2 separate regions of the Homo sapiens genome follow, and region 2 is linked to region 1. Evidence: chromatin loops called from intact Hi-C (ENCODE). Cell type or tissue: K562. All regions are shown on one strand. Links, peaks and the distances in the headings refer to the core of each region. The heading gives the core; the rest is flanking DNA.

Evidence for each region. A loop is a pair of places that touch in the nucleus more often than their neighbours do. Peaks named below come from ENCODE experiments on the same cell type or tissue, not always from the same donor. Only the 100,000 strongest peaks of a DNase experiment are listed, where the experiment ranks them.
Region 2: a loop joins it to region 1, with 5 times the contacts of the local background. A loop is called at or near these places in 20 of 110 quality-filtered maps.

The regions. Positions count from the first base shown.
Region 1 is chr1:165,592,572-165,609,158 of GRCh38, forward strand. It overlaps the pseudogene TRK-CTT13-1. Among named protein-coding and RNA genes, the nearest start is that of LRRC52-AS1, 19 kb to the left of the region's middle. RefSeq lists silencers at 3,612-3,819, 9,804-9,964. In K562, for the core only: a CTCF peak has its summit at 9,234 (motif pointing right); a DNase peak (open chromatin) is centred at 9,270.
Region 2 is chr1:165,708,981-165,725,567 of GRCh38, forward strand. It overlaps the pseudogene CA14P1 and a transcript of TMCO1 not described here. Among named protein-coding and RNA genes, the nearest start is that of ALDH9A1, 19 kb to the left of the region's middle. RefSeq lists a silencer at 6,038-6,238 and an enhancer at 9,129-9,178. In K562, for the core only: a CTCF peak has its summit at 9,110 (motif pointing right); a DNase peak (open chromatin) is centred at 9,081.

The DNA.
Region 1 (16,587 bases), core at 7,061-12,060:
ATAAGGGGGGATGAGAGCAATAAAACCGCTCCCAGTTATTACAGTGAACCTGCCAGAAGACCAGTCTTTGATGCCTATCAGCAGTCTCTGTCTATAGAAGCTGTTCCAGCTTTCATCCAGCCTTCTGGGTCCACTTCTCCACTCTCATTCCTCACATGTTGACCCTTGGGGATCTCCTACTGGAAAGTGCTCTTTCCTGCCATCACCCTCCTAGGCCCCTACCAGGGACCCAGCCCCAATGGGGCTTAATAGGCACCTTGGCATGGTAGTCTGGTGCCCTAGACTTTTTTTCTTTTAATTGAGGCAGAGTCTCACTACGTTGCCCAGGTTGGTCTCGAACCCCTGGGCTCAAGCATTCTTCCTGCCTCAGCCTCCTGAGTAGCTGGAACTACAAGCCACGTGCCACCTCGCCCAGCCAGTTACCCTAGACTTTTTGACGAAAAGAAAAAGTTTTCCAGGTTAAGAAAATGAACCATAGAAAATTACAATTGTAGCACCAAAAAGGAAACTGGCTGACAGACCAGCAGCTCAGAGATCAGTGACTTAGACAATGCTGCCACCTATCGACCAAAAATGGAAGTACGGCTGGTCTTAACAAATTTAGAGCGACTTAATGGAAAATTTCATATGGATTTGGAATAGGTAGTCACTGAATTGTTATTACCATCATTACTGGTGCTTCAACAATAAGGTTTTTCTAGTCCTAACACAATCACAACTAAATCCTATGAGCAGGGGGTGCGGCAGAAACTGAGGATGTAGAGTAGGAAAGTAGAGTCATGAATGTGAAGGAGTAAGTACTCTAGTACTTTTCCTTAATTCTGTGAATGTGGAGTAGGAAATCAGTTCAAATCCTGAAAGAGGGAATAGAGGGAATAAAGGCTAAGAAAAGCGCCCTTATTAGAAAAACAGATGGAGTAAGAGGAAGATAACAGCACCAGGAGACTGAGCACCTCCCATACACCACACACTGACTCAACAAGGTACATTCACATAAGGAATCTAATTTAATCCCCACTAAAACCCTGCCAGACTAGCATTTTCGTCTCCATTATTGGGTCCCTATTATTAGAGTGTAGCCAAAAAAAGGTACAGATTTGCATAAGCTCACAGCTCAGACCCAGCAGGGCTGGTTTGAACTCAGGTCTGTCTGCCCTGTCACAAAAGCCCATTCTCATTTTAACAGACCAAAACCACCTATTCTCACTTTTCAAATTTTTTAAGGCAAATATTGAGTACATAAGATTGTTCGGATTACAATCTCCTGCTGGGGTGTTAAATAAAGGAAACCAAAGCTTTAGGGGATGCCTATGCCGGGAGATTTGGTGCCACAGATTCTCTTTAACCCGTAGGGGCTCTTTTTTTTCCTTTCTCCTTCCTGCCCCATTTTTCTCTCCCCTCTAAAATCCTCTGTCTAACTATAGATACAGTACAGTAGCAACAGCCACTATCTACATATGGCCATTGGTACTTGAAATTAGGCTAGTCCAAATTGATATGCACTGTACATGTAAAATGCACACTGGATTTCTGGGACTTCATATAAAAATTTTAAAATCCCATTAATTATTTTTATATTGATTACACAGTGACATGACACTATTTTGGCTATATCCAGTTAAATAAAGTATGTCATTAAAATTAATTTCATCTGTTTTATTTTTTAACAGGACTACTAGAAAATTTTAAATTACATGTCTGGATGGCACTGTATTTCAACTGGATAGCGCCGGTTTAAAGACATGCAAACATGCTTTTGTAAAGAAACGCATTTCATACATTAATTAGTATAAGATCACAGGCATGAAACCAAAATCTGTTTCCTGCTCAGTTGATAGGCAGAAAACTGCCATCTGAGGTTCAATTAAGACAACTATAATTATTAACCGGGAGCTTCTCATCGTGAGCAAACTAATGAAGCCTGATTTTCTCTGGTTGTATGCCTTATGAGTGACTGATTTGTTCACTAATTATCCCAAAGTTTTTTATCCTGCAGATTACATTAATAATAGTGTGATTTATATACTAGAAGAATATGCTCTATCAGGCTCAACAATAACTTCACATTTCTCATATTAGAGAAAGTTGAGCTATTACTATTCCCCTCAGAAGCATGTTCCTAAGACGCTGCAGAATCTTCTCACCCCTACCTAGTTCAATGTCTTTAAAGCAGATGGAAATGTCATTGTGAACCAAAGGCTAGTCACATCCTAGGATTAAACCTATTTACCTCGAAGGCTTATTTTCAGGCTAACCAGGGTTCCTTACAACTTTTTCTTATCAAAAACAATCCTGGAAAAATGGACTTAGAGAAATCTACAGGCCAATGGACTCCTAAAGACAAGATACAGTCAAAGTTTCTAACCAGGAATTAAAAGATCAGGCTTACTCCCTAGGATGACAAACAATTGGTCCAAACCATATGGAGGTGCTCCTTCTACAGAGCCCTCAGCACAGTGGTACCTGAGACTGGACTTCATGAGCAGGGTTCTTGGGCAGGCAGAGCACATTCTGGGATGGCAGAAGACATTCTGCCTGTCCAAGAATTTCAAAGAGCCTCCATCTGCCCCTTGGAGTCAGGGTCTATGTCAATCATGATGCCGAGTTTCCAGACAGGAGGAGAATGGACTAATTAATTTCTCAAGTTCGCCTTCAAAACCAGACTCTGATCCCCCACTTTCAGCATAAGGGAACAGACCCAATAAGTTAAATTGAAGTTAAAAAAAAAAAAAAACCCTGGTCTGAGGTTTCCTAGGAACCCACTTGAATAGTGCACAATACAAACTCAACAGATATCTTCTGCCAGCTCTTTTCAATTTTCTCTGCTATGTGTGATATTTTCCATGGATGAGACCAGAGATGTTTGGTTGTAAATGATTGTCAGATGTTTAAACAATTTTGTTGCTGAAACATGATAATTTCCAGAAGCCCCTTTTCTGTACACGGTATCTTTTGCTAAGACCCACCACAAAGAAAATGAGTTGTACCAGAAGAATGGCAGAAGATCTGGAAATTAACTAAAAAAAAAAAATGGACCATAACATGCCTCAAACAAAACAAAAAAAATCATTAATAAGAAACAAGCCAGTTTCTAAGGGTCATGGAAAGAATACACATTGAGTTCCCAGCAGCTGGCTATGTTTCAAAGTCAGTAACCTCCAACTTGTCAGGGAAGATTGTGGTTAATGCTGTGAAAGACATGTGCTGAAAGATTTCTGGTTGCCCTTAAATTCCTGAATTTCTAGTCAGGATATCATACCACACATGTGCAAAACAGAAAAGTCTGGTAAAGTCTAAGTGGGTCCTGCTGTAAGTGTATAAAATCTTAACTTATAAAACCAATACATTAGATAATCACATATCAAAAAAGGATTAACTCAAAAATATTTTTAAATAAAAATTTCCCTACTCACATAGTAGGTTGAATCATATGAAACTGCAAATATTTGACTCTTTTTGACCCAAAAACCCCCAAATTCTGGCAATTCAAGCTATACATTTCATTAACAACATTGGCACTAAAAATTTAAAGAGAGTATTAGGAATCCCTACAAAAGGTTGCAGAAATAAAATTTTTAAAAAATATATTTCTCAAATTACAAAGTCAACAGGAAATTATTTTGTTCAATGTTTTCTATTTTTAGATGTATAATTTTTTTCAGTGACATACCTATAGCCTCTTTTAATCTGAATACCACAGGATATAATCAGTGATAACTAAGAAGAATTTTTTTTTTTTTTTTTTTTTTTTGAGACAGGGCCTCACTCTGTAGCCCAGGCTGGAGTGCAGTGGCAGGCACAATCTCGGGTCACTGCAACCTCCACCTTCTGGATTCAAGTGATTCATGTCTCAGCCTCCCTGGTAGCTGGGATAACAGGCGTGTGCCACCACGCCCAGCTAATTTTTGTATTTTTTGGTAGAGATGGGGTTTCACCTGAAGTAAGAACTTCAGTAATAAATTTGGCAATGCCTAAAATAATAGTAATACACTTCATGTTTGTTTATTGTTTATATTTCAAAGTAGCTTTAAATGAAATGACTCTATTAAGCCATTTCTCCAAATCCTTTGTGTGAAAATGAGACAAAGATGGAAGAAAGAGAGAGAAAGAAAGAAGGAAAGATGGACTAATTTTAATTATCGAAATTTAGACACCCAAATGAGCATTGTCTTTCAAAGGACTCCCTATAGCTACATATCTAATTCCAAGTGACGCTGCCACACTGATCAGAACGTTCATGGAATTCCTCTTTGGAATCACTTTCCAAGTTACATAAGAAAACCAGTACATTCTTTAACAGTCATATTTTTTTCTTTTTCTTTTTAAATTCCAAAACGGGGTGTCTAGCTAGATCAGTTGGTAGAGCATAAGACTCTTAATCTCAGGGTCATGGGTTTGAGCCCTACGTTGGGCGCTGTGTTTCCCAGCATTTTGGGAGGCCGAGATGGGCAGATCACTTGAACTCAGGAATTCGAGACCAGCCTGGCCAACATGGCAAAACCCCGTCTCCACAAAAAAATACTAATATGAGCCAGGTGTGGTGGCGCATGCCTGTAGTCCCAGCTACTTGGGAGGCTGAGGTGGGAGGATCACTTGAGCCTAGGAGGTGGAGGCTGCAGTGAGCTGAGAGCGCCACTGCACTCCGGCCTGGGTGACAGAGTGAGACCTTGTCTCAAAAAAAGAAAGAAAGAAAGAAAAGAAAAGAAAATGGCACCAACCAGCTTATTGATCTACTTAGTTCCAGATGCTTTTTGACTATTTGCTAAAATGTGTACATACATGCATACATAAAAATAAAATAAAAACGACTCGGGAAAGGAAAATATTTTTACACTGAGGATACCCAAGAATGCCGGGTACATTCTCCCACTTTCCCTTTTTGTCTGCTTATTACCCACTTCCTCCAGCAGTACCCTCCACCTTCTGACAGAAAACCAGGTCTCTTCTCTGTAAACCAAGGTGGTTCGAAATGAGATGGTGGGAATGTCCCTTACAACGGCCAGCCCCAATCCCACCGGGAGTAACTTCGACATATTCCTTTACTCTTTCTGCTTCTTTTAACATATCTGAAAATGGAAAGTAGGTAAACTGCACCTACTTCCTCAGAAGGTGGAAGGGATTCGTGGTGTAATCTCTCTACGTGGGCGGAAACACACTGTAAGCACCCAAATAACAAAATGTAAATGTCTAGCAAGTATATAAAAAAACATCAGGAAAGGTTTTTTGTTTGTTTTTGTTTTGTTTTGTTTTTGTTTTTGTTTTTCATATAAAAGGCCAAAAGTAGGGAAGTGACAGAAAGGCTGATTGCCGACCTTTTCAGAGCTTACTTATTTTAAACAATTACACTGACTCATAAAATAAAAGTATTTCTTGTGCCCCGGTCAAAAGCAAGTGGATTTTTACTTTAAGGGTGAATAATAAGAATGCTTTGGGGATGACGAATAAAAGGGCTTCCCCCGGCTAGCCGAGGCGGAGCCATCGGGGATATACCATCTCTCCTCGTCGATCTGGAAGGCTTTCTGAAGGAACTGGGGTTTGTGTCCCTGGCACGCCCGGGACCTGCGTGGGGCTCAGCGCGCTGCCAGGCGACCTCAGCAGCCCAGAGCTTCAACGGTTGCTGTGGCAACAGGCCGCCCAGAGCAGCAGTCAAAGTCCCTGCGTGAGCGACTGCACTTCCCAAGCGCGGAGAGTCTGCCCAATGAGTTCCGCCCTCTCTAGCGCGCTTTCTGTGATCCACCAATCAGGCTCTGCCACGCCCGAGCTGAGTGGTCAGCTTGCCTGGGAGGGCGGGGTTAGGGTGCAGAAACAGGACGGAGAAGGGGGCTGTATTTCCCCTGGCGTGTGAAATGGATGTTAGTGACTAAAGCTCAATTTTCCAGTTAAGGGAGGAGCCGAGACTTTTAAGTCGAGTGTTCCTGTGGGGCCAAAAGGATGGTTTCAGAGAAATCCCAGGAAGTGAGAGTGCTGGGATATGCGAGGGGCCCACGGAGCCCTCCCCTGCGTGTCTGAGATCACACCCTGCGGGTACCCTGCCGTCGTGTGCTGAAGGAGGTGACTGGATCTCGACTCCAGAGTTTGCTCCTGAGATCGAAAAACAAAACAACCCAATAATAGTAATGACAGCCCTGGGTGGGGACAGTTGCAGCAGGTCTCATGAGAAACTCACTAATTTTGTAGGTTCAGGGAAGGCGTGGGCATGTTGGTGAAGTAAGGTTCTGAGTGGAAGAAGAAAATGCTGCTTCTGGGGAAGAGAATACCGTCAGAAGGAAGGAAAGAAAGGAGGGAGTGGGAGGGGAGGGGAAATCAAGGGAGAGGAGAAGAGGGGAGGAGGGAAGGTGAGGTGAGGTGATTGGTATTCTGCCAATCCCATTCTGCACACTAGTGAGACCTAGCAAGGACTAGAGTTTCAGGGGGAAAATACGAGAATAATGAAAGATAACAGAGAGGAAAGAAAAAAGAAATAATTGAAAAGTTTGAAAGAAGAAAGACAACAGCTGAACCAATGGAGGTGAAAATAGAAGGAAATGAAAATTCTGCAAGCTTTTGTTTCATGGATAAAAGGACTGTATTTTCTGGTCCATTATCAGGATACAAGATGGAAAAAAAAGCTATTGAACTTGTGGAGAAAGTGGCTGGTTTAAATTAGTCCTGTCCCTGAAAATCCAAGCTGCGTGTTTGTCAGTCTTATGGCTGATTTAACTCATAGGCCCAGGAGAGAAAGGATAGAAGGAAGCCTGAATGACCAGCAAAGAATCTGCATCCAATCAACACTCAGAGCATGTATGCTACATTCTTCAGAAACCTTCAGGAGTCATAGACTGTGGTCAGTTCTTCGTCAGAATTATTTTAGATTTACTTCAGTTGTTTTTTCATCAAATGCACATAAAACATGGAATTGTTCTTAGCTGTGCAGACCTTGTCTATTTTCTGAAAGGAAAAACAATGTTAATTTTTAAAGCCCTACATACATTACATCTTTGTACTTTTCAAATCATTGTGTCACCCCCTTCCCTTCTCTTTTGAAGGTGCCTGGCTGAATCTCTCCTATTCTCACAATGGCTTTGCCTCCATTCTGCTGAAGTCGCTTCCCATTGCTCACATTATTATACTGTTTTTACTTCACTTCCAAGCTTGTTTCTGACTACACAAAGGGTGCTGTAATTCTGAGTTCCCTATATATAGAGTTGCTTTTCCAGGAACATTATTAATAAAAGGAAAGGTCTTCCTTTTCCATTATGGAGATATACCCATGTTACGTTGTGCTTTGATGATCTGGGCTCTGACTTATAAAACCAGTGTTACTATAATTTTCACATCTTTGAGCAGCTCTGCCCAGTCAGTTCCCCATAGGTCCCTCGGGAGTTTTTCTTGTTTTATTTTTGAATCTTAGCTGGAATCTATCTTCATTAGGAGTCTAGCGTCTTGTTCTCCGTAGAGCTCTGAAATGGTATAACAGAGAAAGGGGTACTAGAAACAGCAGGCTGACTCTCTTTAATTTTCTTTTTCTTTTTTTTTTTTTTTTTTTGAGACGGAGTCTCGCTGGTCGCCCAGGCTGGAATGCAGTGGCGCAATCTCGGCTCACTGCAAGCTCCGCCTCCCAGGTTCACGCCATTCTCCTGCCTCGCCCTCCCGAGTAGCTGGGACTACAGGCGCCCGCCACCACGCCCGGCTAACTTTTTGTATTTTTAGTAGAGACGGGGTTTCACCGTGTTAGCCAGGATGGTCTCGATCTCCAGACCTCATGATCCGCCCGCCTCGGCCTCTCAAAGTGCTGGGATTACAGGCGTGAGCCACCGCGACCGGCCGACTCTCTTTAATTTTCTAACAACTCAAATAGAAAGTTTTTTGGCTTCTGCTGTTTCCTGACTCTTCCTTTCCTCTTTTCATATAGCTGGTCTACCTTACTGATGTTTCAAGTCACTCTAGCTGCTAGAATTTAGGTGAATTATATTTCAGGCTTTCAAGCCATTTAAGGGGACAAGGAAGATTGTTAACGTCTGGACCTCAGATCCACTGGCCTTAAGAGCTCAGTATCACTCCCCACGATGTTGGCAGATTGGTGTATGTTGTTCTCTGATGTTACCTTGTAGCCATCTAAATGGCTCTCTGCATGCTAAACCTTGGGGAGGAAAGGCTCAAATAGGGTTCACCTTCCCTAACTCCTACTCTTCCATCATTTTTTAAACTATCACAATATCCTGGACATTCTTATTCATTGCTGAATCAGTATAGTTTGAGTGTTTGGAAAAGAGGCGGTGAGAGGAGAACAAAGATGAGTGGAAAAAGCTGAAGTGAAAGCCTTTTCTCAAAAGCTCCTAGTCAGGAGAAGTGACACTGTAGGGCAGACAACTCTAGAAATAGTAGGATACACAGAGGAAGGGCCAGAGTTCAGACGTATGTGAACTCGATGTTGTAAATAGAACATGGGTATAAGGAAGACAGAACACTCTAGTGGTTGCTGGCACAAACTCCTGGGTTCTGATTTCCACTGTGGTGATTACTATGTGGTGACCCTAGACAAGTTACTCAACCTCAGCTTCCTTGTCCGTAAAAGGGGGATACTAATGGCACCAACTTCACAGGGTTGTTGTGACAATTGAATAGGTTGATTATATAAAGTGCTTGGAATAGCATCTGGCATTTGGAAGTGCTAAATAGGTATTAACTATTATTATTCTAGAGCCATAATCCCAAACCCACAGCAGCTTGCCACCACAGGAGTGTCTCTGATACAACCATTCTTTGAGCAAAGACAGTGGGGCATTCTTTCTCATAGTTACTTGTTCTTTTATTGTTATAGGCTCTACTTGGTGTCCAGGACATTAATTAAGCAAACAAGCTTTTGCTTAGAATTCAGTAAAAGCATCATAATCCATTTTCATTTCTACTTTAATACAAGGGTCAGTATGAATTGTCATCCATTGATAGTGGAAATTCTCTACAATAGCTTCTCTATGAGTATGTTAGCAGCACAGTGGAAAAAGAAATATATGAGAACCTTGACTGCTTTCCACCTCTTTCTCTCGTAACTTTCAGTATTCCACAATCAATTCCTTCCACACTACCAAGGAGAGTCCAAAGAAATCAGTGTCCTGAGATCCACCACTGAAATTAAGCATTGCTGTGGGTGAAACTCAAGTGACGCTGACTTTCCAGGATATAGGAGTAATTAGAAATATAAAGTGAATAAGAGAAGGTGGAACATTTGATGAGAAGTGATAAGTGGCCACAAGGTGGCATAGGACAACAGCCACAGAGCACTCCCTTCCTCCCAAGTGACTCCATTTTGCATAAGGGCTCTGTCTCTGCTGCCCTGCCCTCTTACAACTTAGCACCCTTAAAAGCTGTCTTTGCAAACACCCTCGTGCCTTTCTTCTCCCACATTCCGTAGTCAGTGGTCCTCTTTCCCTAGTTCCTCTTTTCTTTCAATAGGTCTCAATTCTCATTGTTTCAGCATGGATTCCCTTTACTCGCAGGTGACCCTGCTTGTTGGTCCTGTACTCGGCAATTCCTCCTTCAGAAAAGTGAGCTCGGCAGGGCACGGTGGCTCATGCCTGTAATCCCAGCACTTTGGGAGGCTGAGGCCAGCAGATCACGAGGTCAAGAGATTGAGACCATCCTGGCCAACATGGTGAAACTTCGCCTCTACTAAAAACACAAAAATTAGCCAGGCATGGTGGCAGGCACCTATAATCCCAGCTACTTGGGAGGCTGAGGCAGGAGAATCGCTTGAACCCAGGAGGCGGAGGTTGCAGTGAGCCAAGATCACACCACTGCACTCCAGCCTGGGCAACAGAGTGAGACTCTGTCTCAAAAAAAAAAAACTAAATAAATAAATAAAATAGAAAAGTGAGCTCCTCCACTGCATCTCCAAGTCACACATTCAGTGGAATCTAAGTGAGGCATGCAGCAGAGTCCACTGGTTTGGCCATTTCACCAGTCACGTTGGGGTCCAACAGGGCTGAGTAACAGAAGGCTGTTGATTGACTTTATGTAATCTTCAAGAGTTTCCTGAGTAGTCAGTTTGAGTTTTTTAGATGATATGATCTTCTATAGAGGAAATAGATTAGGGCATTAAAATTGAGAAAGCAGTGCCTGACTGGATGTTTGTTAAGGAATTATTACCCAAAGACAAGTGGCCTAGGAGTCAGTAGACTGACCTGGATTTTAATCCCACCCCTAGCACATAGCTTGTATGTTTAGGCCAGTTAATTAATTCTATGAGTGGCATCCTTTTGTCCATAAAATGAGGGTAATATCCATCTTGTAGGATTTGTAACATGTAAAATATCTACTTCAATAAATGTTGGTTTCCTCTTTTTCCCTCATATGCAAAATGAAGGGGACTGGGCCAGGTGTTGTGGCTCACACCTATAATTCCAGCGCTTTGGGAGGCCAAGGCTGGAGGATAGATTGAGCCTAGGAGTTGGGGATCAGCCTGGGCAAGAAAGTGAGACCCCAACTCTACAAAAAAAAAAAATCAAAAAATTAGCTGGATGTGGTGACATGCACCTGTGCCTATGGTTCCAGCTACTCGGGAGGCCGAAGCAGGAGGATTGCCTGAGCCCAGGAAGTTCAGGCTGCAGTGAGCCAAGATCATGCCATTGCACTCCAGCCTGGGCAACAGAGTGAGACCCTGTCTCAAAAATAGTAGGGGGAGGAGGGACTGGACTAGATCTTTAAGTCTTTTCCAATGTTAATATTCTATGTTCTATACCTTATTACAATGATGACTCTCATAAATTAATGGAAGTCTGGCAGCAAGTGAATAATAAAGTATCTCCTGATTTTAGGGGAACAGGGGCTATCAAGAACTAAAATAGGATTGCTTTACACTTCTGTGAGCATTCTCTACAACTCCTTCCTCTCCAGACCTTTTGAAGAGGCAGAACAGTTTCCTGTCCCTCAATCAAAGACTACATATAAACAGGGAGTGGGCTGGGCATGGTGGCTCATGCCTGTAATCCCAAAACTGTGGGAGGCCAAGGCGGGCTGATCACTTGAGATCTGGAGTTCGAGACCAGCCTGGCCAACATGATGAAACCCTATCTCTATTAAAAATACAAAAAATTAGCTGGGTGTGGTGATATGCACCTGTATTCCCAGCTACTTGGGAGGCTGAGGCATGAGAATCACGTGAACCCAAGAGGCAGAGGTTGCAGTGAACCGAGATCACGCCACTTCACTTCAGCCTGGGTGACAGAGGGAGACTCTGTCTTTAAAAAAATAATAATAGGGAGTGGCCTCAGCCAAAGACATGGCTAGTTTAGAGTGGGAAGGGCTCAGCAACTTCCCAAAGCACAGGGTCCCAGCAGAAAGACTACCCTGTGATCCTTCCCTCAGGAGTGGCTTCCTTCCAGTGCCCCTATTACCTCCTCTTAGAGCCCGGAGACACTGCAAATGTCAGTGTCCAGGATGCTCTGGGTAGAAGTTAATGATTACTTGAGTCAGCTCTTTCTGCAAACCCTGATGCCTGTGCCTGGTCACTCCGAATCTGGAAGAGACACTGCATAATCTTTGGAAATTCACTGCAGTTATTTTCTTCATCTCCCAATAATCAACCTCAACAACATCCCTCAGTCCTAGGAACTTCCTAGATGGAGTTTGGTCTCTAGACTAGCTATGGGATATCATAACAGCTATGAAGGAATAGAATCATTTTGTGACTTTAACCTATTAGCCCTCTAGTACTGGCCTTAAACAGAGAGACAGGTTTAAAAAACAAAGCCCATGACTCAAGTTAAGGACTCCAGAGCCTGGAAACTCTCTCTCAGGATTGATACCTCTGTTGTTTTTTCAGGACTTAATGTTAGGAACATGGGTTCTCTATATTGGGGGAGTATTATGGAATGAATTGTGTCTCCACAAAATTCATGTGCTGAAGTCCTAACCTCAGAATGTGATTGTATTTGGAATGAGGGCCTTTAAAAGATAGTTAAGGTAAAATGAGGTCATATGGATGGGCCCTAATCCAATATGACTGGTGTCTTTTAAGGAGAAGAGATTAGGACACAGATATACCAAAGGTAGATCATGTAAAGATACCAGAAGAGAATGGCCATCTACAAGCCAAAAAAAAAGCGGTCTTCAAAGAAACCAACCCTGCCAACACCTTAATCTCAGACTTCAGCCTCCAGAATTATGAGAAAATTAATTTCTGTTGTTTAAGCCACCCAGCTGGTGTACTTTGCTATGTAATTCCAGAAAACTAATATAGGGAGAGTTATTAAGACATGTCTCATATTTCTGCCCTTTCCTATTGCCTCCAACCAGATTGTATCTGCTTCCCTGTGTCTACTTGCTGGCTTGGAACTTATTAAGATTGGATCCTTCCTGGAAGAAATTTGCTGATGGAGGCAGAAGGACACTCAGAATTGAAACTGTGTGAGCTTTGGTGCCTGGGATCCTTACTTGCTGTTGCCCATACTTAATTCAAATACTCAATGGATATTTATTATGTCCTAGGGCTATAAGAACATAAGAAAAAGACCCCTGAAACTAGGAAAGAAAGCTTCAAAGAGATGGTCATTTAGACATTTTTAAAGAATGAGAGGAATTGTTGGAGAAGATTGGCATGGGAGAAGAGAATTGAAGCAGAGGGAACAGCATGTACAAAGGTACAAAGATGTGAAACAGAATGACCCGCTGGAGGAACTACATCCTACTGACTAGAATATAGTGTCCATGTGGGCCTGTGGCACAAGGAGAGATAGGAACCCAAACCCGGTTGGAAAATACGTGGGCCTGTGGCACAAGGAGAGAGAGGAACCCAAACCCGGTTGGAAAATACAATCTGGGAGGCAGCTGCGGGGTGTGGAGGAGCCTCAGGTTATTCACTATCTACAGCATGCCCAGGTAGAGTGGTTTCAGCAGTCAGAGAGTGCCCTCAGGCAAAGAATAGCAGCTGCTGACAGCTGGAAATTGTAATCCATGGTAATGGTTGCAGCTGAGATGTGGGTGGGTACCCCCAGCATCTCCTAGATCAACCATACATTTGTGTGAGCCATTTGGTTTTCTCTAGTAGGTCTTGATTTAAGTTCCTGAACTCTGCCCACCACCACCAGCAGCCATGACTTCTTGGCAAGACTCCAAACCCCTCCCTACCTTCACTCTTTAGGTAAGTTGTTTAAAGATGCTATGCCTCCTTGGGAATTTCATTGATTTCCATGTTCCATTCTGCCTGTTCAGCCTCTGCCAACCACTGTCCTGGACTCTCTGGCAGACTGTGCCTTCCTGGTTCTTGTTGGTTACTGGTTGCTTACTGGTTGCAGCCCTATACCTGTTCTTGAACCCCAACTATTGACCCTGTCCTAGGTTTAGTTTACTAACATGGTCTAAATTCTAGTACAGTGATAACTTGAAGAAGCTCAGGCCTAACTTACTAACCATAATATCTTACCCTATTGGAACTGAGCTTTTCCCAAAGAGTACCTCCAGTGTCTTCGCTCCATCAGGATCAGTCAGTCCTACCCTCACCCAACTATCTATAGCCCTAAAGGACCACTGATCATGGCAAGTTAAGGCAATTATCAATAAGGAAGAACAATGATAAAGTATTAGAAGAAGTTAAGTTAAAACCTTGTGTTGCTGAATTTGAAATAGAGAAGTATCAATATTAACTTGTAAGGTATTTTATCTTTTAAAAATTCCCTTGCTCTGTCCACTGAAAAGCCAAGAAATAATGATCAACCTAGTATCAATGAATATCTCTAGAGCCAATATTGTGAATCTGAAATCTATTTTCCATTAAAAGAAATCATGGCTGATTCTAGATCTAGGGCAGGAAATGTACAAGATGAGTCTGGAACATCTTATAATAGAAAGGAAGGAAGGAAGCTACACATGATCATTAGGTGTAGGGTCCAGCCCTACAGGGCTTAGCAGGTGTTCTCCCCGTGTGCAAAGATGAGAGATTGTAAGAAATAAAGACACAAGACAAAGAGATAAAGAGAAAACAGCTGGGCCCGGGGGACCACTACCACCAAGACACAGAGACCGGTAGTGGCCCTTCCCTTTTAGGTAGCCGAAGCAAAGAGGGAAGGCAGTATATGTCAGCGTTTTCTTCCATGCACTTATAAGAAAGATCAAAGACTTTAAGACTTTCACTATTTCTTCTACCGCTATCTACTATGAACTTCAAAGAGGAACCAGGAGTATGGGAGGAACATGAAAGCGGACAAGAAGCGTGACCATTGAAGCACAGCACCACAGGGAGGGGTTTAGTCCTCCGGATGACTGTGGGCAGGCCTGGATAATATCCAGCCTCCCACAAGAAGCTGGTGGAGCAGAGTGTTCCCTGACTCCTCCAAGGAAAGGGAGATTCCCTTTCGCGGTCTGCTAAGTAACGGGCGCCTTCCCAGGCACTGGCATTACCGCTTGACCAAGGAGCCCTCAAGCAGCCCTTATGCGGGCGTGACAGAGGGCTCACCTCTTGCCTTCTAGGTCACTTCTCACAATGTCCCTTCAGTACCTGACCCTATACCTGCCGGTTATTCCTAGGTTATATTAGTAATGCAACAAAGAGTAATATTAAAAGCTAATGATTAATAACATTTATACCAATGATTGATAATTGTCCACGATCATCTCTATATCTAATTTGTATTTTTTTATTCCAACTATTTTCTTTATTATACTGCTACAGCTTGTGCCTTTGGTCTCCTGCCTCGGCACCTGGGTAATCCTTCACCCACAATTAGGGCCATGTTAAAGGAATTCAGGAGTCACTTATTAGCAAAGACAGAATAATTGGAGCACAAGCATCAAGAAGAATAAAAACTGAAATCATTTGAAATGCACCAAATTATGTTTGAATCCATGGGTTTAAAATGTTACCTTTTTAAAAAACTCTATTTGATCACCTGTGGAGTATGATTAGGAAGCAACTTAACTATTTTGAGAACTTTTAAATAAAGGGAAAGAATCAGACACTTGTTCTGCCTTTCGTATATGAACTGAATTATTAGGTAGCCAAATAGTCAGGGGAGGGGTCTTTTAATAGACATTAAAGCTAATAAATTAAGAAACAGTGATTGAATTCAAATATCATTTGAAACCCTTAATATGTTAATAGAACTAGGCAATTAGCATCAATGGCTGCTAACATACACACACACACACACACACATACCCACACACACACATCACACACACATACATGACATTATGTGCTATTTGGTAAAAGGACACAACACAGTATCATCTCCAAAGTAGTCTTGCCAAAAAAAATCAAACCTATCTAATCAAATCTCTAAATCCAACTACTAATTTACAGAAAATACAAGTGAGAGGGAACATGCTAAACTACACCATACAATGTAATTAACAAAATTCATACTGTAGGAATCTATTAATGAAGCAATTTAGTTTATTCAACAAATAAAGTGCAAGGTGAAAGAAGAATATGGCGAATTATAGATTAAAAGAGATTTAAAAGACATCATTTTTTAAACTGATAAAACTTAACTATAGTGTTTAGGGATGCACCCTGGAGTGATAAAGCATTTTTAAAAAGCAAAGAAGCCTAGTGCATTACAAGAATTACTAAAGGACTGGAAGAGTCTGGGTTTTTATTTTGTAATATTTCTAAAACTGAGTCCCTTGAATGCAAATCCCCCCCAAAAAAAATAGAAGGGATTTTTTTTTTTTTTTTTTAGAAGGAGTTTTGCTCTTGTTGCCCAGGCTGGAGTCCAATGGCACGATCTTAACTCACTGCAACCTCTGCCTCCCGGGTTCAAGTGATTCTCTTGCCTCAGCCTCCCAAGTAGCTGGGATTACAGGCACCTGCCACCATCCCAGACTAATTTTTTATATTTTTAGTAGAGTAGCTGGGATTACAGGCACCCGCCACCACACCCAGCTAATTTATATTTTTAGTAGAGATGGGGCTTCATCATGTTGGCCAGGCTGGTCTCGAACTCCTGACCTTCAGGTGATCCACCCATCTAGGCCTCCCAAAGTGCTGAGATTACAGGCATGAGCCACTATGCCCAGCCAGAAGAGATCTTGACAGAAGAGATTTTAACAATGACAACACAAGCAAATTTCAACGTTTATAATATGGCCTAGTAATTTGTTTTTCAAATTTAATTTAAAGTGATCATTGTAAAATATGCCTCTTATATCATGACTCAGTATACATGTTTGTAGTCTAGCTCAGGATTTTCCAAACTATGGGTCTAAAATAAATTTGGTGGGTTGTTATCAGCATTAAAAAATATCAAATAGGCAGCTTAGGAGGCTGAGGTGGACAGATCGCTTTGAGTTCAGGAGTTCAAGACCAGCCTGGGCAACATAGCAAAACCCCATCTCTACAAAAAATATAAAAATTATCCAGGCCTAGTGGTTTATGCCTATACTCCTAGCTACTCGAGAGGCTGAGGCTGGAAGATTGGTTGAGCCCAGGAAGGAGAGGTTGTAGTGAGAGGTTGCACGCCTGCCTGTGTGACAGAGTGAGATCCTGTTTCAAAAAATAAAATCAAATACGATGAATAAGTACTGGAGACTCAATGAATAGCGTAGTGACTATAGTTAATAACAATGTATTGCATACTTGAACTGTGCTAGGTGAGTATATCTCAAGTGTCC
Region 2 (16,587 bases), core at 7,149-12,148, 120 kb after region 1:
GCCTGGGCAACAGAGCGAGACTTAAAAAAAAAAAAAAAAAAAAAAAAAGAATGTAGCTTATGAACACATTCTGGGTCACTTGCATGAAATCAAGCATAAAGATCAGAAGACCTCAGTGAGAGAGCTGCTCCCCCGACAGCTAGGGCAGTTCTTCCTTTACAATAGCTCGCTCACAACTTCCCCTTGTTAGTAGAGGGTGCCCTGGACAGTTTTCAGTCCAAGGGCCCAGATTTCAATGGAACGGCTGGAAAAGCTTCAGGAGACATTGTTCTCCACAGAAGAGGGGCCCTCCAAGTCCTGATACAGAACTACTGATCCCCTCAGCCTCTCAACCAGCAATGACCTTTGCTTTTTTCATCCAGATGGGATCCTTGTATCCTACAGGTGAAATGCTGAGCCTTGGTGTAGGAATCTTGGTTGGCTCTCTCTGACTTCTGCTGGCCATTTTCTTCATGGCTAGAAGGCTTCAGAACAAGAGGCTGGAAAATCAGAAGAGCGTGGTCATCACCTCAGCATGAGCCACCACTGAGGCATAAACTCCCTCTTAGATACCTTGGATATGGATGCCTTCCCCTCGTGCCTCCAGAGGTGCTTTCCCCTCATGTCTCACCACCCCTCAGGGAACCTCTAAAATGGGGTGCAGGGACTGGCCGGAATTACTGTAGGAGTAGTAGGCGCTTCTCCTCTGGACATCCCCTGCAGAGAGGTATGGACCCAGGCTCTCATTCAAGGAAGAACAGCAGAGCCTTCAGCCCCTCAAAACATGTAGGAGGAGATCAGGGCATCCCTGTGTTGTTAGTGCAGAGGACAAACTGTGTTTAGTTTTAGGGGAAGTTTGGGATGTACCCCAAAGTCCTCCACCATCTCACCTTTATGTCCCTTTCCCTAGATATATTGCAGGATCTCCCCTTAGGAGAAAGAGTTGCTGTTGGGGTTATATATTTTTGCTCAACATATTTGGAAACTAAAGTTTCTGGAGGAAAAAAAAGGAAATAAGAAATAATTGATGCAAAGTCCCAAAGGCAGCAAGAAAGAGTGGAGCCAAGAGGACAAGTAAAAATGTAAAGAGAAGAAATACTGTTTTTCTTTCCTCAAAAAAGAGAAAAGGTGAAAAGATGAGTACAGATATATGTTTGGAAGTGAAGGAGCATGGCTGGAAGAGAGCTGGTTTTCTCTGTGAAGTAGGAAGAAAAATCACCTGCTGAAAATAAGGAGAAAAGAAAAAGGAAGATAAAGTTTTGGAACAGCACTTCTGGGAGATAACAAACTTCGCTAACTAAGAATTAGTAAAACGGTTGTTGAGCAGTACTCAGTGCTGAGTTGAATATTGAATAGATTTTTTTTCCATCCTCACTCAGTGGTCCAGGAGGAGAACAAGCAGGTGCTCGGATTCATCTAGGGTTGAGGATTAATGGGGTAATGCGGCAGAAAAAGAGGAACAAAGGACCTGAAGGCCCTTGTGACAATGAATGATAACTTCTTTTTCAATAAAAGAAAAAAAGGCCGGGGGCGGTGCCTCATGCATGTAATCCCAGCACTTTGGGAGGCCCAGGTGGGTGGATCACCTGAGGTCAGGAGTTCGAGACCAGTGTGACCAACGTGGTGAAATCCTGTCTCTACTAAATACAAAAAATTAGCCAGATGTGGTGGCACATGCCTGTAATCCCAGCTACTTGGGAGGCTGAGGCAGGAGAATCATTTGAACCCGGGAGGTGGAGGTTGCAGTGAGCCGAGATTGTGCCACTGCACGCCAGCCTGGGCAACAAGAGCAAAACTCCATCTCAAAAAGAAAGAAAAAGAGAAGAATGGGGAAAAGTTAAGGTTGTGGAAGCATCTAAGATATGTGTGTTCAAAGAGATTTCTCTGTTCAGTATTTCAGAGCTTTAGGTGGTGATTACATTAATTCATGGGAATGAATTGTTGGAGTGAAGTGGAGGGGAAGTCTGCTGCAGTAAAGGATGTCTAGGAATTGCAAAGCTAGTTAACAAGGTATATGATGAGCAATGGCTACTTTTAAATCTTGGCTCTGTCCCTTAACAACAAATGAATTTGAACAAGTTGCTTAACCTTCTCAGTGTCTGTTTTCTTATTTTTTTTTTTAAAAGGAGAAAATTATAACTAACGGTAGGAGCAATGTAAGAAGACAACATATGTAGGCCGGGCATGGTGGCTCATGCTTGTTATCCAAGCACTTTGGGAGGCTGAGGCAGATGGATCACTTGAGGTCAGGAGTTTGAGACCAGCCTGGCCAACATGGTGAAACCCTGGCTCTACTAAAAATACAAAAATTAGCTGGGGGTGGTGGCGGGTGCCTGTAATCCCAGCTACCCCAGAGGCCGAGGCAGGAGAATTGATTGAACCTGGAAGGTGGTGGTTGCAGTGAGCCAAGATTGCCTCACTGTACTCCAGCCCAGGTGACAGAGCAAGACTCCATCTCAAAAAAAAAAAAAAAAAAAAAAAAGACAACATAAGTAAAATATCTGCCACAGTGGGCTCAATAAGTAGAAGCTGCTACTACTGGATTGGTCAACTATAAGGATGTCATAGACACCTGGAATTATGGCAGAAAAGAGAATAGAAAGGAGCTGGGCATGGTTACATGCACCAGTAATCCCAGCTGCTCAGGGGGCTAAGGCAGGAGGATCACCAGAGCCCAGGAGTTTGATGCCAGCCTTGGCAACATAGTGAGGCCCTGTCTCAAAAAAAAATAAATAATTTTTTTAAAAGAAAAAAGGATATAAAGGAAAAGATTAAGCTGTGTGTTTAAGTCCTCAACAAATCTGAGGGTGTGACTTGTAAGTTGCTAAAGGAGAGTATCGAGATTTGAGAAAACCCAGATGATGTTAAGTCCCTGGCAGTGCCTTCTGGGAGGTATTCTCTTCTCTGTCCTCCATATGCTCATCTTAAGTGGATATTGAAACTTCTGCTTCCAACCATGATGAAATAACTGGAACCAGACTTTCCTTCCTGCCTTAAACAACTAGAAAACTGGACAAAATATAGGAAACAATGATTTATAAACATTGGACAACAGGTAGCATAGGCGGTCATCTCTGAGAGAAGGGAAACAAAGTCAGCTCTTCCAAGTTTCCCAGCTCTCCACCTAAAAACAGGAAAAACAAATAGAACACAGGTGTTTCCCTAAACTGAGAATTCAGAGTTTAGGAAGATAAAAGCAGCTAGAATTTGTGGGGCAGTGCCAGAAAGAAGGGAACTATTAAAAAGAGAATTATGGATATTTGAAGAGATTCCTCCCTCTATTTCCCCCCAGCTTTATTGAAGTATAACTGACAAGTAAAAACTGTATGTATGTAAGGTGTACATTGTGATGTTTTGATATACATATATATAATGTAAAATGATTACCATGATCAAGCTAATTAACATATCGATTACCTCACATGGTTACCATTTTCTTGTGTGTGTGGTAAGAACATTTAAGATCTACTCTCCTAGCAAATGTCAAGTATACAATACTGTATTATTAACTATGGGAACCATACTATACAATTAGATCTCCAGAATTTATTCATCCTGCATAACTGGAACTTTGTTCTTTATGACCAACATCTCCCCATTTCTCTCCCTCTCAGCTCCTGGAAACATCATTCTACTTGCAGAGTCCCCTTGATTTGAAGGCTGAGTACTGATCTGCAGTATTCAGCAATGAGGAAACTACCCAGGGCCAGGGGAAAAACCACCAGAAAGGAGGAGGCAGGAAAAATCCCTTGACCTCATATAGGACTGGGAATAGTTTGGGTTCCCAGCAGCCAGCGTGGAAAGATCTTATAGGGCATTGTGTAGGGTCCTCAGAAGGCTATTGCCTCAATAATGGGCTCAAATTAGCCCTAGGCTAGTGGCTGTTCTGGGCCTGCCATAACAAAGCTTAAAAGGAAGCCTCTCACGCCTCTGCGCTCCAGCCTGGGCGACAGAGGGGAACTCCGTCTCAAAATAAATAAATAAATAAATAAATAAATAAATAAATAAATAAATAAATAAATAAAAGCCTCGGAAGAATCAAACCAATTCCAAATAACTTATCTTGTCCCAGAATAAAACTCTTGAAATATTCAAAGTAATACAAGAAAGTCTATCACCTAATAAAGTAAAATCCACAATGTCCAGGAGCCAATAAAAAATTATCAGGCATGCAAAGAAGCAGGAAGAGATAACTCATGATCAGGAGGAAAACCAGTCAAAAGAAACAGACCCAGAAAACACACAGATGATGGAATTATTAGACAAAGATGTTAAAACAGTTATTACACATATACTTCCTATGCTTAAAAAGTAAAGTATAAACATGATGAATAGGAAAATGGAAGATATATAAAAGACCCATATCGAGATGGGTCTAGAGATGAAAAATTCAGTACTGGAAATTAAAAATAAACTGAATGACATGAACAGGTAGATACTACAGAAGAAAATATCAGTGGATTTGAAGGCACAGCAATCATTTTTTAGAAACTACGAATGAAACACAGAGAAAAAGAGACTGAGAAAAAGTGAATTAGTGAGCTGTGGGGTAATATCTAGTGACTGAACATGTATGTAATTAGAGTCTCAAAAGATACAGCAATTGGGAGGTAGAAAGAAAAAATGCTGGAAGAAATAATGATCAAAAATTTTTCCACATTCGGCCAGGCATTGTGGCTGATGACTATAATTCCAGCACTTTGTGAGGCCGAGGCAAGAAGATCGCTTGAACCCAGGAGTTTGTTACCAGCCTGGGTAACATAGTGAGAACTCCTGTCTCTAAAAATAAAAACAAATTAAAAAATTTAAAATAAATTTTCCAAATTTGATTGAAACTACAAGCTTACTGGCCCAAGAAGTTCAATGAACTTCAAGCAAAAGAAATGTTAAGGAAATGACACTGGGCCGGGCACAGTGGCTCACGCCTGTAATCCCAGCACTTTGAGAAGCCAAGGCAGGCTGATCACCAGAGGTCAGGGGTTCGAGACCAGCCTGGCCAACATGTTGAAACCCCATCTCTACCAAAAAGACAAAAATTAGTCAAGTGTGGTGGCACGTGCTTGTAATCCCAGATACTACTCGGGAGCCTGAGACAGGAGAATCGCTTGAACCTGGGAGGCGGAGGTTGCAGTGAGCCAAAACTGTGCCACTGCACTCCAGCTTGGGTGACAGAGTGAGACTACATCTAAAAAAAAAAAAAAAAAAAAAAGAACACATCCTAATCAAAAGACCCAAAAGCTGTGCAAATAAAAAATTCTAAAGGAGGTGGTGAGGAATATGCCTTCTTCAAGGATTATTCAACTTTTGCAGCCTGATTTCTGCAAGTTTGGGAGCACAAGACTTGCTTTATTTTAACAAAAACTTTTTAGGCCAGGCTTCCTGAGGTTTCTCCAGCAATAGTTATGCTTCAAAGGCTTACAAGATGGCTGGGCGCCATGGCTCACGCCTGTAATCCCAGCACTTTGGAAGGCCGAGGTGGGTGGATCACAAGGTCAGGAGTTTGAGACCAGCCTGGCCAATATAGTGAAACCCCGTCTCCACTAAAAATACAAAAAGTAGCCGAGCCTGATGGCAGGCGCCTGTAATTCCAGCTACTTGGGAGGCTGAGACAGGAGAATTGCTTGAACCCAGGAGGCGGAGATTGCAGTGAGCTGAGACTGTGCCACTGCACTCCAGCCTGGGCAACAGAGTGAAATTCTGTCTCAAAAAAAAAAAGCTTACAAGACAGGCTGGGTGCGGTGGCTCACGCCTATAATCCCAGCACTTTGGGAGGCTGAGGTGGGTGGATCACCTGAGGTCAGGAGTTTGAGACCAGCCTGGCCAAAATGGCAAAACCCTGTCTCTACTAAAAATACGAAAAAATAGCCGGGTGTGGTGGCGGGCACCCGTAGTCCCAGTCACTTGGGAGGCTGAGGCTGGAGAATGGCTTGAACCTGGGAGGCGGACGTTGCAGTGAGCTGAGATAGCCCCACTGCACTCCAGCTTGGGTGACAGAGCAAGAATACATCTTAAAAAAACAAAAGCTTACAAGACATTTAATCTGTTTGCTTCTTCTATTCAGTACCATGTGCCAATAGCCACAGCCAGGATTCTTTTCTAGACAGAGTCCTTAAGCCTATTTTATCTCTTTTCTTCCCTACCCCAAACCCTCTTTTCTCAATTTAGTGTCAGTTGTCTTGAAACTATCTGAAACAATTGGGCAAGATTGAAAGAAGATCTTTGTCTGACTGAAATGTCTCAATGACAGTCCTCTGAGCTACAAGTCTTGTCTCGGCTATTACGGTATTGAAGCAGTTGGCTTTTAGAAATCTTTAAGTCCTCAAGCTTCTGGACTCTATTCCCTTCTTTCACTTGCAAACCAGTAGATTCTAGTCTGAGCTCATCTCTTTTTTGAACATACCTAGCCAAAAACAGCCAGCAGCAGCCAACTCACAGTTACATTCTGGCTCATTCCATCTACCTTCCCTAGAAGTACCAGTACCATAAGAGTTGTGTCTGCCTGTCAAGTTATCACAGCAACAGTTTTACCAAATATTTTGCCATGGCATAGGAAGAGGCTCCGTCTTTCAGTCAGTGATATCAGTTCCTAACCTCCTGCTGTGCATCTACTAAGCCAATCCCTCTGTTTTAGGTGTTGGATTTCTAAATTAGGGTATGTTAAGCTAGTTTATTAAACAGATCCAAAATGTAATAGTTTACACCCAATATAAATTTTTTTGCAATTTACCTAACAGTCCAGAGGCATCTAAGTAAAATGTTCAAAATCTGTAGGAGCAGGGTTGGAGAAGAGGTGACTCAGCTCCACATGGTAACTGAAGGACTCAGGATGCCATCTTCAACACATGGTTTCCAAGGACACTCTCAGCATGAACCTCCCAGTCATCCAGAGAAGAAAACAGCAAGAAGTCTTCACTGGTAAGGCATGAAGTGGTTCACATCACTTCTTTTCCCATGCAAGTGGAGAGAACTTAGTTGAATGACCACAATGAACTGCAAGGGAAACTAACTATGAGAGTGAAGAATGGATTTGGCGAGACAGAGGTCCATCTCCATCATTAATACAAGCACTGTATCAGTCAGAGTTCTCCAGAGAAAAAGAAATAATAGGATAAAAAGACAGGGAGAGAGATTTTAAGGATCTGGCTCATGTGACTGTGGGGGCTGGCAAGTCTGAAATTAGTAGGGCAGGCTAGCAGGCTGGAGATTCAGGATAAGAGTTAAGTTGCAGTCTTGAGTTGAATTCCACAGGGCAGCAATTTGGAAACTAAGTTACGGTTTCTACATTGCAACCTTGAGAATTTCTTCTTCTTTAGGAGACCTCAGTCTTTGCTTGTGAGGCCTTCAGTTGATTGGATGAGGCCTATACATGTTATGGAATGTAATATGTGTTACTCAAAGTCTACTGATTGTTAAGTGTTTATCACATCTAAAAAATAACAGCACAGCAACATCTGGGCTGGTGTTTGACCAAATAACTAGGTCCCATAGCCTAGCCAAGTTGACACAAAGTTGACCATCACAGATAACCAAATATTGACAATGGTTACCTTTTGGAATCTGAAGTAAGGGAAGGTGCATGAGGACGGCATAGGGAAGAGAGGCACAGATTTTTGCTTTTCATTTTATACCTTCACAGATATTTGTATTTGTACCAAATGTGTATATTGCTTTTTTACAATTGTTATTTTTAATAAGAAAGACAGAACTTTGTGGATTGAACATGTGAGCCTGAAAAGAAAAAAGGCCCTTTTTTTTCTTTTTTCTTTTTTTTGTGACAGAGTCTCACTCTGTTGCTCAGGCTGGAGTGCAGTGGTGCAATCTCAGCTCACTGCAACCTCCGCCTCCTGGGTTCAAGCGATTCTCCTGTCTCAGCCTCCCAAGTAGCTGGGATTACAGGCGCACGCCACCACACCCAGCTGATTTTTATATTTTTAGTAGAGATAGGGTTTCGCCATGTTGGCCAGGCTAGTCTCAAACTCCTGACCTCAGGTGATCTACCCGCCTTGGCTTCTCAAAGTGCTGAGATTATAGGCATGAGCCACCGCACCCAGCCAAAAAAAGGCTTTTTGAAAAAGAGGATGAGGCAGTGGGTAGCTAGGAGCACATCGACCCTGCCTCTTGGTCCTCAGACAAGAGAAGAGAAACAGCAGCGTCTGCTCAAAAGGGTTGTGAATTATCATGGATTATCAGATATATTTGTGTAATTACATTGACATTTCCCTCATAAGAAAGTTAGGTTTTTAGTTCAAGTGGTAGGAGTATTCTATGATAAAATTGAGAATCTAGCAAAGTCTCAGCAAAGAACAGGGGCTGCAGAGGACACATTGAAAATTAAATACAGAGCAAAGGTGAGCCAGGATGGAGGAAGGCCTCGGCAGACTGGAGACATGCGATAAGAAAGACAATGGTCCCAGGAGAAGAGGGACAAGGGGGTCAAAAGGCATGCCAGAGAGACCCTCCCAGATCTACCTGCTCTCTTTCTCTCCTATTTTTAAGATTTCTCACCTTGTCGAGGGGGAAACAAAGCCTTTTATTGTTTTTTGTTGTTTTGTTTTTACATGGAAGTTTATTGAGAAGCTTGAGGAGTGGCAGGAGAGTCCAGGAATAAAAAAATGTAATAATACTTGCTGTGCATTTACCAGGTCTATGTCTTCATGTTCAACCACAGGGAGCCTCTCGTTGGCCCCATTAGAGGACCCATTCTTATTTATTTATTTTTGAGACAGGTTCTCATTCTGTCTACCAGGCTGGAGTGTAGTGGCGTGGTCTTGGCTCACTGCAGCCTCGACCTCCCTGGGCTCAGGTGATCCTCCCACCTCAGCCTCCTGAGTAGGTGGAACTATAGGCACCTACCACCATACCCGGCTAATTGTTGTATTTTTTTATAGAGACGGGGTTTCACCATATTGCCCAGGCTGGTCTCAAACTCCTGGGCTCAAGCAATCTGCCCACCTCAGCCTCCCAAAGTTCTAGGATTATAGGTGTGAGCTACCGCACTTAGCCCAGGGGACCCATTCTAAAGTTTCCTCAGTGTGTAATCTACTCTACCTGTCTCCCTTCCCCTAAACAGTGGATACAAAACACTTCATCTCCCTAAAAAGCAGGCAGGGCCAATTTTTGTCACTAGGTGGCATGCACATATAAGCAGTGAGTTGAGTTGCAGAAAAGATGAAGGAAAACTAGAAAAAGCAAACCCATTCAACAACAAAGAAGGAACTTCAAGAATGAGGTAAACATATTTAAATTGCCTTTTTGAAATCGTTATCACCAACTTGCTTTTTTTCGTGCCCCACAACTTCAGGCTGAGTACTTGGTAGTGATAGAAAGAACTATCCCTGAACCAGGTGGCAGCAAAAAGCAAAACATGGACTAAGAGAAGCCAACAAGCCAAAGGAACTAAGGGCTTAATCACCCTTTTGGGCAGCCCACTTCTATCTCGAATGGCCTCTCTAAATCATTGTGCATATTATTTAGTATTTTTATATTATCCAAAAGTCATTCCCCCCCACCCCACAGTTTTTTTTTTTCTTTTTGAGACAGAGTTTTGCTCTGTCACCCAGGCTGAAGTGCCAGGATCACCTTAAATTATCCAGTGGGATCACCTTAAATTATCCAGTGAACATGAAGCACAGCCAAGACTAGAGGAAAATGAAATGTGTTCATCCACAAGTCTAGTGCTTAATCAGCAAGATTTTACTTGATAAAGTTAAAGCTTTCAGACAAATGAAAATAATCTTAAGAAAAATAATCTAACTCCAATCTAGAGTCATTATAAATTAATGATTACAGGGGAAAAGAGAAAAACAAATTGTCAAATGATTTCTTAGTGTATATAGAAACAATATGAATCTAAATTTTTTGAACACTTCACTATTCAACTGCTTTTAGTAATGTTCCCTTATAATTTACAAAGGAACTTTACATATATTATTCTCATTTCATTTTTGTAACAATTTTATGAGTATGCAGGCCATTGCAGGAATTATTGTCCTCTTTTTTTAGACAAGGAAACTGACGCTTACAGTAGCTACCAGTTGTAAGATTTCTGAGCAGATTTCTACTCAACTCACCTTTGTGTCCACAATGCCCGTAGCACAGGGTCTTGCACAGAGGTCGTGCTTTAAATGTGCTTGGTAAATGGGTGAACGAATGTATGCAATTATAGCATGATACAAATGTCAGGTTCTTGCCCTTTCTGATCCTCCAGAAAGTATATCTGAGAAAAGAAGTCACACTCTTGGCTAATGTCTTTCTGGAAAATTGGTTGTTCTTGATTATTTTCACCGAGTTATTCATTGCTATAATATAGTCAAAATCTTAGATAAGTCCACCACATCTAATTTAAAGTGGTCTTTAGTGTTCCAAACTTGACTTCACTCAAATTTCCTTATTCTTCAAGTTCCAGAGAGAACTTTATTTATTTTTTTCCAATGGCTTGCTGCCTGATGCAACCCATTAGTCAGTGGTAAAATTAATGGATTATGACCACATTTTTCGAAGAATGAAATAAAATACCAAAGTGCATAAAAGAGGTATTGTTTCATGGGACTTCTATAACTGGGATGCAATAATAAAAATGTGTTTCTTACTGTGGGGTTGTGGTCAAAAAAGTTTGAAGACCACTGCACTAAAGTATTGCCCCAGTTTGATTAAAAATGTAAAATGTTCTCTAGAATGGAAAAATCTGTCACCAGATCAAGCTTTCAGACTTTTTCTACTTTCTTGATATGTATGACCTCTGTTTAAGATCCAATTGACTGTTCAGCAAATGGCTGAAATAGCTATAAACCCCAAAATCACTTTTGTATTAACAAAAATTATATTGGCTGGGCGCGGTGGCTAACGCCTGTAATCTCAGCACATTGGGAGGCCAAAGCAGGCGGATCACGAGGTCAGGAGATCAAGACCATCCTGGCTAACACGGTGAAACCCTGTCTCTACTAAAAATACAAAAAATTAGCCGGGTTTTGTGGCAGGCGCCTGTAGTCCCAGCTACTCAGGAGGCTGAGGCAGGAGAATGGCATGAACCTAGGAGGCGGAGCTTGCAGTGAGCCGAGATCGCGCCACTGCACTCCAGCCTGGGTGACAGAGCAAGACTCCGTCTCAAAAAAAAAAAAAAAAAAAGGAAAGAAAAAAAATTATATTGAAGGATTCCTGAGCAGCCAGATGAATTCTGGAGCCAAATATAAGTTTCTGGGTTTTAAAATGTGCTTAGCCTCCAACTGCAGAAGGCCATTTGAAACTTGAAATATCATCTCTTAGTAGGCTTAAGTAGACTTAGGTTTATCCTCTTCCTCACTCATCTGGTGATGGTGGAATAATTTTTAAATTTCTTCTAATATTCAAAAAGTCTTGTTAAAATATACTATTTAGACAATGAGAGTAATGTGGGAAAGCTTTGTAAAAAAATGGAATAGAGACAGTGATAATCATCTAAATGATACTCTGAAGACCCCAACTTGTCTTATGTAAAGACATTTTGAAGATCTTTTGCATGTAGGGTAACAGGTCCAGATGGGATTCAAGTTAAGCAGTTTTATATTGTAGCCCCAATGGAGACAGCCCTACTGGGTGCTGCAGTAGAAAGAGCGTGGACCCTGAAAACTAAGGATCTGGGTTCTTCCTGGTTCTGTTACTTACTCGTGTAGGATCTTGGATAAATCATGATTTGTCACCTGTAAAATGGAAATAATAAAAAGATACCCTATCTCCCTCATAGGATTCCTGTGTTTGAAAAACAAATGCCTTTAATATGCCAGGCATAGTATCAATTGCTTTACAGAATCCATCAAGAACACTATGAGGTAAAAACCTATTTATCTGATATGACTAGAACCAGTAATTTATAGGTTAATCTAAAAATTTAATTACAGTTATGAAAAAATACATATATACATACTTTAGACATGTTTAACTTAAAACATACAAATATATACTTGTTCACTTTTTATGTAGGGCCAAGGCCTTTTCCTTGAGTATGAGTCTACTGATTGCAATACCGTTTTTTTTTCTGCATAAACCAAACCCATCACCTCTGATTTCCAGTTTTGGTTTCTTTAAAGTGGAGCATGAATTAAAACACTAAGAAATAATGCTGAATCTTTCTAAATTTTTTGTTACTTTTTTAGTCTTTGTTATTTCACCAACAGCAATTATTTTTAGCAACTTTTTTTATTGTTATTCCAAGTCATTCAGTTTAATTTTCACAGAAGTAATCCTTCTTTTGTATTCATATTTCATAATTTAACATATTTAGTCCATGCATTTAATTACAATAACAAGTAAGATAAATTATGTTACACAATTGACTGGCAAGAGTTGTGCACAAGCATGGTTGAGAGCATTCAGCGTGATGTGGATGCTGGTCATCAAGCTTTTCACAGGGAACTGGGAGGATCCATCTGAAGACTCAGGTAAGTGGAAATCAGATAAGGGAGCTTTGACTGAGTTATTAACTCCATTTTCCAGACGAGGCTATTGAAGCTTAGAAAGTTAATTGTCCATTTTTAAATGAATGACTCATATAAGAAAGGCTCTAACAGAAATACAGGAAAGAGAAATCTAACTCAACCATGTAAAAGGTGATGCTAAGTAGGAAAAGTAAGAGAAGAAAAATCAGGCAAATAAGACAAAGAACATTCTAGGCCGAGAAAACAAAGGTAGTAAAGTCCAAAAAGAACATGAAAGGCTGAGCACTGTAGCTCATGCCTGTAATCCTAGCACTTTGGGAGGCTGAGGTGGGAGGATCACTTCAGCCCAGGAGTTCAAGACCAACCTGGGCAACATAGTGAGACCTCATCTCTAGCTTAATAAAAATAAAAAAGAACATGAAAAATGCAGAATTTGTTTAAGAAATCTGCTTAGCTAGAGGACAAGATATAGTGGGGTAGGTGGGCGTGGTGGCTTACACCTGTAATCCCAGAACTTTGGGAGGCTGAGGCAGGCAGATCATGAGGTCAGGAGATCGAGACCATCCTGGCCATCATGATGAAACCCCGTCTCTACTAAAAATACAAAAATTAGCTGCGCGTGGTGGTGGGCACCTGTAGTCTCAGCTACTCGGGAGGCTGAGGCAGGAGAATCACTTGAACCAAGGAGGCGGAGGTTGCAGTGAGCCGAAATCACGCCACTGTACTCCAGCCTGAGCGACAGAGCAAGACTCTGTCTCAAAAAAAAAAAAAAAAAAAAAAGATATGGTGGGATATAGAGATAAGAAAAGGCTGGAGATCCAGGTTGGGATGGTTTTGTGTGCTAACTAGTTTAAATTTACTTAAAAGCTACTGGGAGCCATTGAACAACTTTCCTTTGAGGAGCAACACAATCAGATTTATTATTATTTTTTTTTTATTTTTGAGATGGAGTTTCGCTCTTGTTGCCCAGGCTGGAGTGCAATGGCATGATTTCGGCTCACTGCAACCTCTGCTGCCCGGGTTCAGGTGATTCTCCTGCCTCAGCCTCTCTAGTAGCTGGGATCACAGGCATGTGCCACCACGCCGAGCTTATTTTTTGTATTTTTGGTAGAGATGGGGTTTCACTATGTTGGCCAGGCTTGTCTTGAACCCCTGACCTCCAGTGATCCACCTGCCTCAGCCTCCCAAAGTGCTGGGATTACAGGCGTGAGCCACTGTGCCCGGCTTCAGATTTATATTATATTTTACGAAGATCATTGCCAGGCCGGGCGCAGTGGCTCACGCCTGTAATCCCAGCAATTTGGAAGGCCGAGGCAGGTGGATCACCTGTGGTCAGGAGTTTGAGACCAGCCTGGCCAACATGGTGAAACCCTGTATGTACTAAAATACAAAAATTAGCCAGGCGTGGTGGTGCATGCCTGTAATCCCAGCTACTCGGGAGGCTGAGGCAGGAGAATCACTTGAACCTGGGAGGCGGAGGTTGCAGTGAGTCGAGATAATGCCACACTGCACTCCAGCCTGGGCGACAGGGTAAGACTCCATCTCAAAAAAAAAAAAAAAAAAAAAATCATCCCACAGCAAGATGGAGGGTGAACTGGAGTCAGGGAAACTAGAATAAAGGAAACTACCTGGTAGGCTATTGCAGAAAAATTAAGGGGACAGTGATAAGGATCTGAGTCAGTGTTGGTGACATCCCCACATGGTATTCTCTTCACAATAGGTCTCCTCCCTTTAGTCAACAAGTGTGAAGTGTTAAGGGGGCAATGTCACTGCAGAGAGTGTCCCTGCCAGCCCCACTATTAGGTAAAAATTAAATTGTTTCTGGTAAGAATTTTACCTGCCCATCTTTTCACACATTATGGGGCTTATGAGTGGGCTTAAACCCATAAGAGAAGTGTGATAATGGGTACCCATCTCTATGTAGCTTAAATATGCTTTTTTGTGCAAACCCCTCAAAACACTATATAAAGTAAAATTAAAGAGAAATCTCTAAAGTTGGAAACAAAATCAAACAAATGTAAATTGTATTCTGTTGGCAATAACCTTAAAGAAATAATTCCAGATAACTTGAAATCTCAGTATTTGGACTGTGAACTCATAGTGTGATATACCTTACACAATCCTCCCTGTCCTTTACTCCACAAAAAACAAAACTTGAACTATTTTCATTAACTATATTGTTGGTAATGTTTATGTTAATATCTGAGACTTCTGAGTGTATATTCTTAGCTTGTACTAATGAATAATTATGTAATATTCTAATTATATCAGCCGGCTGCTGCAAATTGGAATTCTTAGTATGGTTTGATAAACGAGACACAGACCAAAGAAATTAAGTAAAAATTCTGTAGCCCTGAGTATCAGTATAACTTCATGTTGTATTTTGTATTAAAACAACAACAAATAATACCAATGTTAGTCCACAGAAAGGCCTAGAAACCTAAAAACCCAGTCTCACCATTCCTAGTGCTCTGATCACAATCTCCAAATGCCATTTTCCAGTAAAGATGAAACAAGCCTCTTTGGAGAAATTGTTGTTTTCAAGTCATGCAGGAAATACACAAGATGAGCCTTAGAACATCTTGTTATATCACTTAGCAAGGATGCTACCAATGACAACGAGGGTCATGCAAATAGACTCAGGAGCCAAATGAAAGAGGCTCTCGCTGGCCAAAAATGGGACAATTTGAGCATTCATAAGAGAAATAGCTTCAGTGGACTGAAGTACATCAAATATGTTTAAATGCATGAATTGCTAATGACATACACATTAATTATTCACTATTGGAGGATGTTAATAAACAGCTCATTATTTTGAAGACCAAGGAGTTAGGCATTTATTCTTAACTTCCCCCAAAAAGTAGATGAGAGGAAGTTCCTATTTAGAGGTATTTTAGATCATAAATGAAGGAATACTACAATTAGAATACCATCACTTTTAATATCTCATTAATTAATAGATCAAAAGCTGCTCGCATTACAGAGACAACCAATAGTATGAAAAAACCAGCATGCTATCACCAAAATCCAAACTAAGAAAAACTCTACAAGGTAAACAACACAACTTCTTCAACAAATATATTGTAAGAGGGCAGAGAGATGCTGATGAACCAATAGGTGAGTGAACCCCAAACCTGCAGCTTCAGCATCACCTGGGAATTTGTTAGAGATGCAAATTCCCAGACTCCACAGCAGACTTACAGATCACCAGCTCTGGGGTGGGGCCCAGCAGTTTGTGTTCTAACAAGGCTCTAGTGATTCTGATACACTCTAGTTTGAGGACCACAACAATTGAAGAAATTTAGGATGTGTATCAGCTAACTGCAATATTCAGTACCTTACTTGGTTCCTGATTCCAAAAAACTGCAAAAATTTTTGACATCTATAGACAACACATTATATTAAGGAATTGTCCATTTTCTTAGGTGTAAAAATGGTATTCAGATTACACATATTTTTTAAAGTCCTGAAATATTTACAGATAAATGATAAGATTTGCTTCAAAATAATACAGAAAGGGCAGAAGCAGGTGGGGTTACAGATGACACAAATTAGCTAGGAGCTGATAATTGTCGAAGGTGGAGGATGGGTTACCTAGGTGTTCTTTATTCTCTCTTTCTCTCTCTCTCTCTCTCTCTCTCTCTCTCTCTCTCTCTATATATATATATATATATATATAAAATAGTGTATATACATAATAGTATATTTTTGAGATTTTTCATTCTAAAATTTTTTAAAAACTCAAACTAGAATAAATTAAAAGACTGACTTAAGCAGAATTAATCTAAAAAAAGAGAAAGTATATAGTACTTTTACTTAAAGGGCAGTATTGAAATACATAAAATAAGTATAAATAGTCTGAAAAAAACCTACTCCATCCTAGTTTGTGGCAAAATGCTTTTGTTTTAGAAGGGGGATCTAGAAGCTCTATCAATTGTCTGATGTAATTTTAAGTAACTGGCCCCATTGGAGAGAATGACTTACCTGGGAAGAGAAAGGCCCAGTCTGGTCAAGGACATATGAATATCTACACACATTTGCTTTCCAATTTCCAAACTAGCTTAGCTTTTAGAATGTAACCTGTTAATAAACTCAGGTTTACTGTCATTTTTAAAAGTTTACTACTTTAGCATATTATGATTGCAACCTGAGTAGACTAATGCAGATATTAGTAATGGCTGTTTTTCTTCCCTAGACA